Linked DNA regions of Homo sapiens: region 1 is linked to region 2. Evidence: chromatin loops called from intact Hi-C (ENCODE). Cell type or tissue: CD14-positive monocyte. All regions are shown on one strand. Each heading gives the region's core, and the rest is flanking DNA. Links, peaks and the distances in the headings are about the cores only.

What was found. Peaks named below come from ENCODE experiments on the same cell type or tissue, not always from the same donor. Only the 100,000 strongest peaks of a DNase experiment are listed, where the experiment ranks them.
Region 1: a loop joins it to region 2, with 4 times the contacts of the local background. A loop is called at or near these places in 2 of 110 quality-filtered maps.

Annotation. Positions count from the first base shown.
Region 1 is chr14:104,719,145-104,724,742 of GRCh38, reverse strand. INF2 (inverted formin 2) reads right to left here. Exons shown (of 23, transcript NM_022489.4): 23 at 2,208-5,598. It overlaps ADSS1 (adenylosuccinate synthase 1), which reads right to left and starts at 514. Exons shown (of 13, transcript NM_152328.5): 1 at 281-514. The coding sequence starts at 472. RefSeq lists a silencer at 298-707 and an enhancer at 2,264-2,763. In CD14-positive monocyte, for the core only: CTCF peaks have their summits at 789 and 993 (motif pointing left); DNase peaks (open chromatin) are centred at 682 and 1,022; H3K4me3 peaks cover 1,305 bases; H3K27ac peaks cover 349 bases; H3K27me3 peaks cover 8 bases.
Region 2 is chr14:104,798,961-104,807,027 of GRCh38, reverse strand. It overlaps ZBTB42 (zinc finger and BTB domain containing 42), which reads right to left and starts at 5,927. Exons shown (of 1, transcript NM_001137601.3): 1 at 2,316-5,927. The coding sequence starts at 5,830. The coding sequence ends at 4,562. RefSeq lists enhancers at 1,481-2,230, 2,403-2,902 and silencers at 5,946-6,095, 6,156-6,265, 6,296-6,735. In CD14-positive monocyte, for the core only: CTCF peaks have their summits at 6,485 and 6,685; a DNase peak (open chromatin) is centred at 6,557; H3K4me3 peaks cover 1,447 bases; H3K27me3 peaks cover 606 bases.

The DNA.
Region 1 (5,598 bases), core at 1-2,500, 77 kb after region 2:
GTCCCCAACTCAGCGACTTGTATTTATAGCTGTGCCCTGGCCCGCTGCCGGGGTGGTGGAGTAGGGGTGGGTGGAAGGAGGGCGGTGTGTGTGGGTCGGGGGTTGTGTGAGTGGTGCGTGTGCGTGCGTGGGTGGGGTGGCCCTGGGAAAGGTGCTCCCGGAAGGAAGGCATCCAAGCGGGTGAGTGACCGGCCAGGGCATGGGAGGACAGGGGCCGTCTGGGTCGGGGGAGGGGGGCTCGCTGGGCGGTGGGGGAGGGACCCGGCGCCCCAGCCCGCACCTGGCAGCGGCTGATGATGTCGGCGTCCGTGGCCAGCAGGTCCACCACCTTGCCTTTGCCCTCGTCCCCCCACTGCGCGCCCAGCACCACCGTCACGCGGGAGCCGGTCGCCGCCGCCTCCTGCTGCAGCCGCCCCCGCTTGACGCCGCCTGCGCCGGGGGGCCGGTCGTTGGAGGCTCGGGTCCCCGACATGCTGGCTTGGCTCTTCCGCTGCGCTGGCCCGGCCAGGAGCCCGCCGCCGCCGGCGTCCGCGCCATTAAATGGAGCCGGGCCGGGGCAGGGGGCGGGGCAGGGGGCGGGCCGGGGGAGGGCCAGGGCGGGCGCAGTGACGCCCCGGTGACCTCCGGCCGCCACATCCCCGCCCCCTCGCCGCTGCCCGGGAAGCCCAGTTGAGTCTCGAGCACTTTAGGGGTGAGGGGCCGCACGGACCAACGGCCAGGCAGGCAGATGGCCTGGGGAGCCGCCCCCACGAATTTGCCAACGGAGGCAGTTTCTCGCTAGCCCGTCGGGGACCAGGGCTTGTGCACCGCGACCTCACCCCCCACCAAGCCCTTGCCGGGCCCAGGACTTCGGGGTTCCAGCAACTGCAGGGGTGGTCGTTCCCTCCAGGGAAGGAGTGCGGTTTGCAAAAGGGGAGCTGCGTCCTGCACCCCACCTAGAGGGTCCGCACTCTCGAGGAGCGCACCTGCCCCCCGTGGAACCCCGAGTGCCCTGGGCGCGGGCGCGCCCCCTGGCGGCCGCGAAGAGCCGCGCAGCGCGTCCTCTCCGAGGACTTTGTGTCCCCGCAACTGCCCGCACTTCTGCCCCACGGCAGGGGCCCCGCGTCCCGCCCGGGCGCGCTGTGGCTCGGGCCTGGCTGTAGCGAGCAGGCGGGCTCCAGCATGGAGCTCCGGCCCTCAGCACCCAAGTCTGGGGTAAAGGGACCCATCCTGTCAGCGTCACCTGGCTGGCATGGGAGCAACCCCCAGGGATGCACGCCACCGTGGGGCCCAGGTTCCCAAGAGGTCCCACACCAGACCTTCCCGGCCCAGCCTGTGGAGGGACTAGGCCCCAGAGGGAGGCGATGGTCTGCGAGGCTCCCGTGTTCCCGGCTGGTTGTCCTGTCTCACCCATCCCGCCCCACCCCTCCCAAGTAGATGAGGCTTGGAGGAAGCCAGCCCTGGTGGCCAAGAGAAGGGTCCTGGGGCCCCAAGGGCGGAAAAGAGAATCAGGTTCTTGCTTCAGAGCAGGGAGGCGGGGTCCTTTGTTCCCTCCCTGACGGCTCTCAGTTGCCAAAGAGCCTGGAGCCACGAGGCCCCTTGGGCTCAGGGCAACTCCAAGGCTAGTGACAGGGAGTCCATGGAGACGGGACACTCCCTGTGAGGAAGGAGTGGAGCTTGGGCCTGTCACAGCAAAGGTCGCTCACACTGAGTTAGTGATTCAGGTGCAGCCAAGGACACCACTGCCCACCCCTGCCTGCAGCCTCCCCACCCCTCCTCTCTTGGCACCTGACCGTGCCCCAGCCTGGGGGAGAGGGGCTGTTTGAAGCCTGGCCTCCTGCCCCCTGCACCCATGTCCCCAGTCCCCTCTTCTTCCACTGGGCACATCGACACTTCCTCTCCCTCAGCATCCTTGCGGGGAAAATGCCGTTGTATGGGTTCCAAGCAGTCAGTGGGGCCTCAGTGGAAAAGCAGTCTTCATGCATGAACTTCCTAGTGCCACCTTGGGGGTGACAGCTGGTCGGGGGTGAACAGACCACCGGCCCCAGCTTGGGAAGGGGCTGGAGCAGGGTTGGAGGGCTCTGAGATTTGGCAGAACCTGGAGCCTGCTGAGAAGGGGCTGCACCTGAGGGTGGGGCAGTGGGTCTGGGGGTGTCAAGGAGGGAATTTGGGGCACAGCAGAGAGCTGTGCAGGTAGGGAAGAGGCAGACTGCAACAGGAGAAACCAAGAGCGTCATGGAGGTTTGTTTCCAGATGAGAGAAACCGACAATGTTAAATGTCCACCAGGAACCACAAAGTCCCATCAGACAAGGAGGTGCTGCCAAGGCCTGGGGGGGGCCACCAGCTCTGAGCCCTTCCTGGGGACCCCTGGGGCTCTGGGCTAGCAGATGTCAGATAGAGGCTTGGGGGACTGGGGGACATGCTAGACCACCTCACTAAGGGGGCTTGGACTGACCCTGCAGAGGCGAACGCTAGTGACTCACTGACTTCTCCAGGCCCGGACTATAAATAGCCACGGGCCCGGGTAGGGGCAGGGAGTTGGGGCTTTTCTAAAAACAGTCCTGCCCAGGCCCAACAGCTGGGGCCCCTGCCAGTCACACGGCTCAGCCCGAATTAGAACACCTCCACCCCTTACCCCCCACAGTGGGCCTGTCCCCAGGTGTGGGCAGCACGGGAGCCACCGAGCTTGGGGCCATCCATCTGGGCCCTGCTGTCTCGATGTGTGACCTTGGGCAAGAACGAGGGTGCATGGGTGTGTCCACCTGTGGGTTCCACTCTTTGGGGGCCACACCTCCCAGTGGGACCATCGCACACAGTGGCCCAGGACACACAGACACCCACAGCCACCTGCATACACGCGTGCAGCCACGGAGCCTCGCCATGCAAGGCACCCCCAGAGCTCCTGTTGGTTTTGGTTCCTTTGCTGGCTGTAGCCCACTAAACTGACTTCTCATGGAGCACAGAGGAAAAAGAAAAACCAGGCTCCAGGAAGGGCAGCTCCTCCTGTCACAGGGTCCCCAGTCCCACCTCTCCAGGCAGGAGGGGCGATGGTCTCACTTGCTGCAGATGACCTTGTAGGTGACCCCACCCAATACTCCATAGTCCAGTTTTACTGGCAGTTCTGTGGAGGGTGGGGAGGGGGAGGAGTGGAGCTATTTAACTGAAAAACAATAGCATGGATGGGAATGAAAAATGGTGCAGCTGCTTTGGAAAACAGTTAGGCAGTTACTTAAAAAGTTAAACATAAACTTAGCGTGTCGCCCAGTTGTTCCTCCGCTACGAATCTACCCCAGAGCAACGAAAACTCGCAGCATCCACATGAGACTACACAGACGTCCACAGCAGCATCCACACGAGGACGACGCAGACGTCCACAGCAGCATCCACACGAGACTACGCAGACGTCCACAGCAGCATCCACACGAGGACGACGCAGACGTCCACAGCAGCATCCACACGAGACTACGCAGACGTCCACAGCAGCATCCACACGAGACTACGCAGACGTCCACAGCAGCATCCACACGAGGACGACGCAGACGTCCACAGCAGCATCCACACGAGACTACGCAGACGTCCATAGCAGCATCCACACGAGGACGACGCAGACGTCCACAGCAGCATCGAGGACGACGCAGACGTCCACAGCAGCATCCACACGAGACTACGCAGACGTCCACAGCAGCATCCACACGAGACTACGCAGACGTCCACAGCAGCATCCACACGAGGACGACGCAGACGTCCACAGCAGCATCCACAGGAGGACGACGCAGACGTCCACAGCAGCATCCACACGAGGACGACGCAGACGTCCACAGCAGCATCCACACGAGGACGACGCAGACGTCCACAGCAGCATCCACACGAGGACGACGCAGACGTCCACAGCAGCATCCACACGAGACGACGCAGACGTCCACAGCAGCATCCACACGAGGACGACGCAGACGTCCACAGCAGCATCCACACGAGACGACGCAGACGTCCACAGCAGCATCCACACGAGACGACGCAGACGTCCACAGCAGCATCCACACGAGACGACGCAGACGTCCACAGCAGCATCCACACGAGGACGACGCAGACGTCCACAGCAGCATCCACACGAGGACGACGCAGACGTCCACAGCAGCATCCACACGAGGACGACGCAGACGTGCACAGCAGCATCCACACGAGACTACGCAGACGTCCACAGCAGCATCCACACGAGACTACGCAGACGTTCACAGCAGCATCCACACGAGACTACGCAGATGTCCACAGCAGCATCCACACGAGGACGACGCAGACGTCCACAGCAGCATCCACACGAGACTACGCAGACGTCCACAGCAGCATCCACACGAGGACGACGCAGACGTCCACAGCAGCATCCACACGAGGACGACGCAGACGTCCACAGCAGCATCCACACGAGGACTACGCAAATGTCCACAGCAGCAGGATTCACAGAAGCCCCAAACTGGAAGCAACCCAGATGTCCATGGACAGAAGAGCAGACAAACAAAATGTGGTCCCTGCATGCAATGGAATGTGCTTCAGCCATGAAATGGAATGAAGTCCTGATACAGCCTGCCGTGAGGATGGCGCGTGAAAACAGCCGAAGGAAGCCAGGAGACATGCATGACATCTGGAGCGTCTGGAGTGCAGGTGAGTGGCTGCCAGGGCTGGGGAGGAGCACGGGGAAGGGGTCGGACTGATGGGTGCGAGAGGACTTCTTGGGGTGACGGAGAGATTCTCAAAATGGATCATTGCACAAACTTGATCTGCTGGAGAGCAAACACCACCGCAGCACACACATAACCAGGGAGTCTGGTGGTTTGTAAATTACGCCCCTGTAGAGCTGCACCCATCTCACCACTGTTGGATGCGGTTCACCACTGGGTCTGCCCTCTTCTAGATGTTTCTTACTGCCTCCTGAGGGCTCCAGGGACAGCCCCTGGCCTGGGGGACTGGGGGACCCTCAACAGTGAATGCTCACACGGTGCCTGGGGGCCCAGGGACCCCTCAACAGTGAGTGTTCACACGGGGCCTGGGGGCCCCTCAACAGTGAGTGTTCACACGGGGCCTGTCCAGCGCTCACCATGTTTGTGGGAGCCCACGTCCACCGCCCACTCCCGCAGCCTCTGAACACGACAGTCGCACACCGGGCTAGGTCTGCTTTTTATTGGCCACGCATCCAGCCGCCAGCCTCAGGGCACACACCTGGCAGGGGGCAGGCTCGGGTAGGCTGCCCTCGCTGGGTGGGCAGTGAGGGGGCAGCGGCTGCTGGGTGTCACCCTGCAGCCCCTCAGGTGGACCTGTATTGTCCCCAGGGCCTGCCCACGCTGGGCAGCTGGCACTGGGAGGGGTTTTCTGTTGATGTGATGGCCAAGTTTCAGCTGCAGGGCAGAGGCCTGGCAGTGGCAGCAAAGGCAGACCGCCCCCCACTCCAACTTCAGGGGCTGGACATGCTGGAACGGGGGCCAGACCCCATGGGAGGGGACCCTGGCCTGCCATGGCACTGCCTGCCAGCTTACCCCTGCCCAGGGCCCCCAACTCAGCCACCTCCAAGCAGTAAAGACTTGCAAAGCATTGCATTTTGATTAAACCTTGCTGGGCTGAAGGGCAGG
Region 2 (8,067 bases), core at 5,568-8,067:
CACAAGACCATGTCTCAAAAAATAAAAATAAAAATCCTGGAACTTGAAGGCTACAGAAAAGGGAAGTGCAGATACTGAAGCTCCACTGAGTGAGGAGGGCAGATATTACCCCTTTCTCCAACCACTTCTCAGCTTGAACATAATCAAGCCCTACTTCCTCAGCCTGGAAGCCGACCTAGAGTTGGCTCAGTTTCTTTAGGGATCTTCCATAAAGGTGGTGGTGGTGGTGAAGGTGGAGGTGATGGTGATGGTGAAGATGGAGGTAGAGATGAAGGTGATGATGGTGGAGGTAATGGTGATGGAAGTGGAAGCAATGGTGCTGGAGGTGGAGGTGATGATGGTGGAGGTGGAGATGATGGTGGAGGTGATGGTGGTAGAGGTGGAGGTGATGGTGGGGGTGGAGGTGATGGTGGTGGAGGTGATGTGATAGTGGAGGTGATGGTGGTGGAGATGATACTGATGGCGGAGGTAAAGGTAATGGTGGAGGTGACAGTTGTGGTTCCATGGAGGGGGCGGTGATGGTGATGATGACCATGATGACAGCGTGGGATGTGTTCATTGAAGATGGGACTGAGGTGGGGATGAAAGAAGTCATAGAAAACCAGGGCAGAGCCTCTGTGGGCTTGGAGTTCACCCCTGAGAGCTGGGACAGCCAGGATTGGAGCCATGTCTGCACCGGGTTTGTTTGTTACCGGCTCTCCAGGGGTGTCTGTGGAGTGGAGCCTCCCACACCGGGAAGGACTCAGCACCATTCAGGAACACTGGGAAAGGTAAGACCAGGTGTGTGTGGGAGTGGGCAGGAGCTGGGGAGGTGGCAGAAGGGAAGGGCCAAGGCTGCCGACTCACCTGCTTCCCACTTGCAAGGCAGCCTCCCCAGGGTGGCGTCCACGCACCTGGGCTGACATGATCGGGCCTCTGTGGGGGGCCAGCCCCTGCCTGGTGCCTGTGTCTGTGTTGTCCACTCGCAGGCTCCTGAGAGGTCACCCTTCCTGGGGAGCCTCCAGGGATACCTCCTCCGCAGAGTCTGACCCTCTCCTTCCCTCTGGCCTCGTCCTTGCTGCCCCAACCTGCCACCGTGCCTCTGACAGCATTGGTGCCCTGTGCCCAGCACTGTGGGTAAACAGCTTGAGGTTTCCTGGAGTTTGTGGAAGGAAGTCCTGGATTTGCCACCAACTGGCTCTGGGACCATGGACAAGTACTGGTCCCTTCCATGTGCCTCAGTTTACCATCCAGCCAAGGAAGCCGGCTGGATGGCCTCCAAGGAGGGTGCCAGGAGGCCCACCCTGGCCAGGAGTGGGACTGAAAGCTTCCACGACAGCTCTAGCAGTCAGCTGAGTGTGAGCACAGTGTGGCAGAGCTGGGCAGGCTGGAGGGGCCCCAGGAAGCCCCATGCGCCCTAGGGGACAGCAGACCATCCTCCTTTCCTGCATGGTTAGCATAGCAACAGCCTCCTCCTCTGGGTTGAGAAGGCCTGGGCTGAGTCATGGGCCCAACTGGGAACATGAGAGGGCCTCCCTGCAGGACAGGGCACTGGTCCAAACTCAGCAGGAGGCACGGTGGGTGTGGGAGGGGGTAGGGGAGGAGCCAGCACCACCTCCCAGAAGGAAGGACCTGCATTTGGGGTCAGGACTGGGAAGGCGGCAGGAGCTGACCCAAGAGGGGCAGGCCCTTGCACACCAGCTCAGCCTGACTTTGAGGACTGTCTGGCCAGCACCATCCCCACCCTGTCCTGGGCCTGGGGCTTACCCTGGCTCTTCGCAAGTCAAGAGGGCACTGTGTTGACGCTTACAGCACATGTAGAGGCCCTGCCCCATTTGGTCTGGAAAGGAAGGCCGTGCTCCCGCCAGGGAGGGCTCAGGGCTAATGACCCCCTGCAAGGCCTCTGGAGGGAGCAGGGCAGAGGAGGAGGCGTGGAATTGCCCACCCCAGCCTCATCAACCCAGAGCCCAGCCCAGCCTGCACAGGGCTCTAGAAATTTCTGTGCCTTCTCCCACCAACAAGAGGCCAAGGGCGTAGGGTAGTGGGGAGGGCCATGGCATCCCCAGGTTCACAGGTTTCCTCCAGGGTCCAGCCTCCTTCCCCAGGGCAAGAAACCCCCGTGGACTGCCCTGCCCAAGCTGGCCTGTGTGCTCCGCCTCCCTGACAGATCTGCCTCCCTGGACTCCCCTCCCCCAAACGCTGGCAGTTGGGGACAAACCTGGGGAAAGAGGGGGTGCCACCTCAGCCCTGTCCCAGCCTCCCCCATCCACCAGCATGAGCACGTGGTGGCATCTGGGACACCTGTTCCCACCCGTCCTCAGGAATAGTCACTGCCGTTTCCACTGGAGGTGGGCTTTATTACTGTCGCCATGATGTGAAAAGAGGAAGACAGCACCCATTCCCACGCCTCCTAGACACTGTGCACCAACAACTGTCTGCTGGGGTTAGCACGGAGCTGTCCCCACCCCCAGGGTCAGAGCACCCACAGGTGCCGAGCTGGCCCAGGAGACCCCCACGCTGCTGACGCTGTTTGCCTTGTGTCTGCACAGGCCTCTACTAAACTCTCCCACACAATTAGTGTCTTAAATATATGTACACGTATATATTTTGTCCCAACTGTGTCAGTTATAAAATGAAAACTGACCACTTCTCCTTACGTTATCTTCACAGTAGCTGTGCAGAAGACAACAAATCCAGTGTTGATAGCTCAGGGCAGGCTGCCCACCCCAGCAAAGGGAAGTTCTTCCCCCATGGGACCCACTGGGGGACCCAGTGCCGCGGCCACATCTCCGTGCTTGGGTGGCAGTGTAGCTGCCCATCTACGGGGTGCCGGGTTGGCTTGGGCCTTGCCATGTGCCAGACGCATGCATACATACACACACACACACACACACACACACCCCCCACCCGATTATGGAGCACATCACACCGATCCCTTGCAGAGGTGGGGGCTGGGGCCCAGGACAATCAGAAGCAGGGCCCCTCCCCCAGCTGTCTCGAGACCAAAGCCATCCAGGGCCTCTGAGCCCTGGGGCATCACCCAGAAGCGCTGGGCTCCCAGGCTGGCACCCAGCACACCAGGAGCCCAGGGCGCGTGGGAGATGCGCTAGGGACGGTCTTTCACTCCAGACCAGGCTGACTAATAAATATGACATCCAGTGTTGTCAGGAGATGAGAAAATAACGTAGACTTGGCTGGACTCTGTTGTCAAGGCCATTCCCAGTCACAGAGGAAACATCCCAGGTGGTCTCCAGGCGTCCAGGTGGCTCTGCACCTGCCGACCCCCAGAGGCCAGTGAGGTTCTGGCAGCAAGATGTGCTCCATTAGGCAGGCAAAGCAGGGCGACCTGAACCAACGACATGTGTGGGGGTTGTGGTCTCCACATTCTATTCATGTTCGAGGAGCGTCAGTCTCCCAAGGCTGCGGATGGAGGCCCCTAGGGTGCTGCGACTCCCACTCCTCACCTGCCCCTAACCCTGCCGCCATGGCCACTTTCACCCATGCCTCGCCGTGGGGAAAGGAAGGCCCGCAAACCCTGCCCCTGGCGGACAGGGCAGCCCTTGCCTCTGCTCAGTCAGTGCACGGAAATGCCCACAGCTCCAGGGAAACCCCCTAGCAGGCAGAGTGACCGTCAAGGTAAGGCCCACGGTGGCCCAGCAGCAGCACACAGCTCAGCGGCCCAGACCCCACCCTGGGGGATGCCCAGAGGCTTCCTAGACCTGCACTCAGGCAGACAAGCATGTGGCTGGGCGGCCACCAGCAGACATCTGGCCGCCTCAGGAGGCTCTTCCTGGCTCTAAAGAGAATCCAGTTCCAAATTCCCACTTTCTCTGCTCAAAGTTACAGTGTGGTCATAATTGCACGCTCTCATGGACCCACGTCCCACCCGAGTGACAATGATGCCACAGCCACTCAGCTTCTAGCTGGCTCTACTCCTGCTGCCTTAGGATCCCTGCTGGGGCTGCACCCCCCCCCCCACCCCGAGACACCAGCTGTGCCCAGATGGCCCCTGCTGGCACTCACTGTGCCCCAGGCCTTCCTGGCAGGGGTTCCTGCTGCCGCTCCCCAGGAGTGTCCTGTTCCCTCCCAGCGCCCCATTGGGACGCACACCAACAACTTTTCTGACATGTGAATAATTCACCTAGCGTGGGGCCAGGCTCATGAAGACCTCCCCAAGCCTGCCAGAGAGGTGGTCAGGAAAGTCCCGGGCCGGGAGATGGATGTGCCATCTCACACGGAGAAACGGGGGCAGAGCCAGGTGCTGGTTGGACACCCCTCAGAACTTGGCTGGAGGGGACGGGAGAGGAAGATAGTGTCACAGCCTAGGCAGGGCACAGCCTGGGGGCCGGAATGAGTTGGAGAGTGAGGGGAAAGGAGAGGCAAGGTGGGAGGAAGGCTGCCCAAGTTACCGAGTCTGAGGCCAAGTTCCAGGAAGAGGCAGCATTCTCTCTGCCAGGAGGGTGGAGCCATCTGGCCCAAGCAGGGACCTCCACCTGGTCAGGCTTCACACCCCATGCTGTGTCCCACCTGGGAGGGCCCATCCCTTCCCTTCCACCCCACCCTCAGGACCCACAGGGATGCATCACACCAGAAGGGACTTGACGAGGCCACAGTGAAACTTGCGGACGTGGCGGTAGAGGTCCCCGGACTGCGTGAAACGGCGCTCACACCACCGGCAGGCATGCGGCTTCTCTCGAGTGTGCACTACGGTGTGCCGGCTCAGGTTGTGGGAGTACTGAAAACTTTTGCCACACTGCACACACGTATAGGGCTTCTCACCCGAGTGTGTCCGCTCGTGCCTCTTCAGTGTGTATGTGCACGAGAAGGTCTTCCCACAGAGCGGGCAGGTGGGTGCCACGCCGTCGGGTGAGAGCCGGGCCCGGGTGCTGTCTCGCTCACGGAAGTGGGCACTGAGGTGCAGCTGCAGCACGTGGGAGCTGGGAAACAGCTTGCTGCACAACGGGCAGATGCAGAGGGGCCCACCAGGCCCCAGCTCGTCCTCACTCGCCAGTCGCCCTGCACCAAGCTCCAGCTCCCGGCTGCCCTCTCCGCTGAGGGGCAGCGGCTGCAAGCCCACCACCAGGCCCTTGGCTGCAGGAACAGGAGGTGGCTTCGGGGGACTGTGGGGGCTCCTAGAGCTGCTGCTCTCCTCCTGTTCGGACAGTGAGTCCCGTTCGTCCTTCACCAGTGGCTGGGCCCCTGGCTGCCTCTGGCTGCAGAGGGGTGTCTGGAGGACGCACGGTGGGTGGACCCGCTCCTGCCTTGGGCCAGACTTCAACGACAGGTCCAGGGCCTGGTCTGACTCTTCTGGGACCTGGCAGGGAGGAGGCCCAGATGCTCGAGGAGGGAGGGCAGCCTTGACCCCAAACGGGGGGAGCTTGGCCTTTCGGGCAGCTGGGCAGAGGTCCGCGGTCCAGACAGGCCAGGGGCACGGTGGCTGAGCAGGTTCTGCCCCAGGGGCAGGGTTCCCCGGGTCCAGACTTCGATCCTTCTCCTGGAGCCTGCCCTTGCAGACCTTGACGATGTCATACATGTGCAGGTAGCTGGCGGCTGCCAGGACGTCCTCCACAGGCAGGCTGCGCAGGTCCAGGCGGCCCTCGTACATGAAGTCCAGTAGGCGGCCGAAGGCGGGCGCCGTGACGATGTCGCCGTTGAGCCGCACCGTGTCGCGACTGCCCGCGGGCCGGTCCCTGTAGAAGAGATGGAAGTAGACGCTGCACGCGGCCAGCACGGCACGGTGGGCCGGGAAGCGCGCGTCGCCCACCAGCACGGTGCAGTCGCATAGGAAGCCCAGCTCGCGCTGCTGTCTCAGGCGGCCCAGCAGCCGTCCGCCGTGCTCAGGGAACTCCATGCCGCCGCCGTCATCACCTGGGCACAAACGGGACGCCCGTCAGCGCGCCTGGAGGCGCCCACGAAGCGCCCTTCCCGGCTGCAGGCAGCGCGGAAAGAGCGGCGCGGGAGTGACGCGCGCAACCTCCCGTCCAGAGCCGCCGCGGGCACCTGCCCCGAGCAGGAAAAACTCGATCGAAAGTAAACAGTAGCAGCTCCGCCGCGGGGGCGGGTCCCGGGACTCAGGCGCAGGAGCCGGAGCCGCGCAAACCTGCGCGCGTCCCCGCCCGGGCGCTCCTGAACTTCACTCCCGGGCGGCCGCCCGCTCGCGGCGTCCCCGACGCCCGGGTGGCTGCGCCGCCACCCGCCCCACGCCTCCGCGCCGCCTCCAGCTGCCGCCCGGCCCACCAGATGCCGCCGCCGCCGGCCCCATTTATGGCAGCGCGGCCGCGGGGAGCGGGGAGAGGGCCGGCGGGCGGGCGGGGCGGGCAGAGCCGGGAGCCCACCCCCAGCGCTCACCTCCGCCGCCCCGAGCTCCTCTCCGGTCGCCGCTCGCGCGCGCGCCCTCCCCAGGGCGGCCCTGGCGCGCGTGGAGCTGCGGGCAGCGCGCCCCGGCGGGGAGGGCGCGGGGACGGCGAGGGCGCCGGGCGGGGCGCGCTCCAACTTGGCTGGCCCAGCGCCGCCCGCCGCTCGCCCCGCCCCAGAGAGAGCGAAACTCGGGGCGGGGGCCGGAGGGGGCGGGCCGAGCGACTTCCCGGAGCGGCGGAACCGCTGAGGTCACCCTCGCCCCCCCTTCCCTGTCCGCCCCACCCGGCCGGGCCCCGCGCGCAGCCAGCAGGGGCGCTGGGGTGTGAGGGGGGTTTAGGGCACTGCGCGGGGGCAGGGGGTCTCTCGCGATACTTGGCGCTTTGGCCTGGGTCCCCCACCTCCCAACCTTTCCCGGCATGGGGTCCTTACTGCGCCAGTCTGCAAAAGGAACCCTTCCGAGGGTCCGCTTGTATCCCAGCCCGCGTTGGGCAGTCACCCGAGGGTAAACCCGGGACCCTGGCCTCCCGCCACCTCGCAGGGCGCCGGCCTTGGGATGGCGTAGGGGTTGCGTGGATTGGGGGTCGTTAATTTTGCAAAGATGACACCTCCTTCTTCCTTGAAAGCCTCTTTTTGAATTTAATTCAGCTGGGACCCTCTTCCAAACATTCAAGCAGGATGTCGATCCTAGAGTCCAGAACGGGGACTTCCACCCTCTCCACAGACCCCAGCCCAGCGTCTATGGGGGACCCAGCGCAGAGAGGCACGGAAAACGGGCACCTCCCAGCAGACATGGTGGCACGGGGGGACAAACGCCATAACAGAGACAGTCGGAAGCCCTCCAGAGCCCAGGGTAGGCAGGAACGTGTTCAAAGAGGAGGAGACTCCGGACAGGGGCTGGCATGGGAGTGGGGGTAGGGAGGAGTGGGGGAAAGTGTTCTAGGGCAAAGAAGCATTGAGAAGATGTGAGGGGGACGCCTGGTTGTGGGAGAGGGAATCGCCAGAGAAGTAGAGAGTGTGTTTGGCGGGGTTAGGGTCCCTCCCAGGCAGATGGAGCCTTTTCCCAGGGGCACAACCTGGGCTGCCCTTGACTGAGCAGGTTTGAAGGTACTCTAGACCACCGGATCATCTTCACAACAGTCCCATTAACTAGACGCTCTTATTTTCATACCTTTTTGGTGAGAGAGTTTAGGTAAGGTACCCAGAGCCATGTATCAGGCAGTAAGTCACTGAACCACGATTTGAATTCAGCCGGTCTCATTCTTCTCTGCCTTGGAGTCCGGGAAATGGAGAATGTAGTGGAGGAGTCACCCCAGTCAAGGCCAAGCAGTGGGGTGGGGGTGGTGCTGGAAGAGGGGCTGGATCACAAAGGACAGGACCCGGCCAGGTATGTGTGTGCAGGAGGAGTGGAGCCCACAGTGGGATCTGAAGTCTGGGAAGGAAGGCCTCGTTGTTATACTAAAATATCATTCCTTGTTTCACCGGATGGACTGCATCTTTATTTCCTAAACCTGGCAACTGCAGCTTGGACCCCTGGAATGACACTGCACTTACAGCCACTGAGACTAGCTTAGGGACGGCAGAGGCCTGGCTCCCACTGCCGCCGGCCATCCACCCTAAGGACCCCTTCCTGAGGAAGGTCAACTCCCCTCTCTCCACGCATTTAAATAATCATCTGCCTTGCCCCAGCCACCAGCAGGAATAGCTGAATTCAAGTAAGTTAAGGGTGAACTC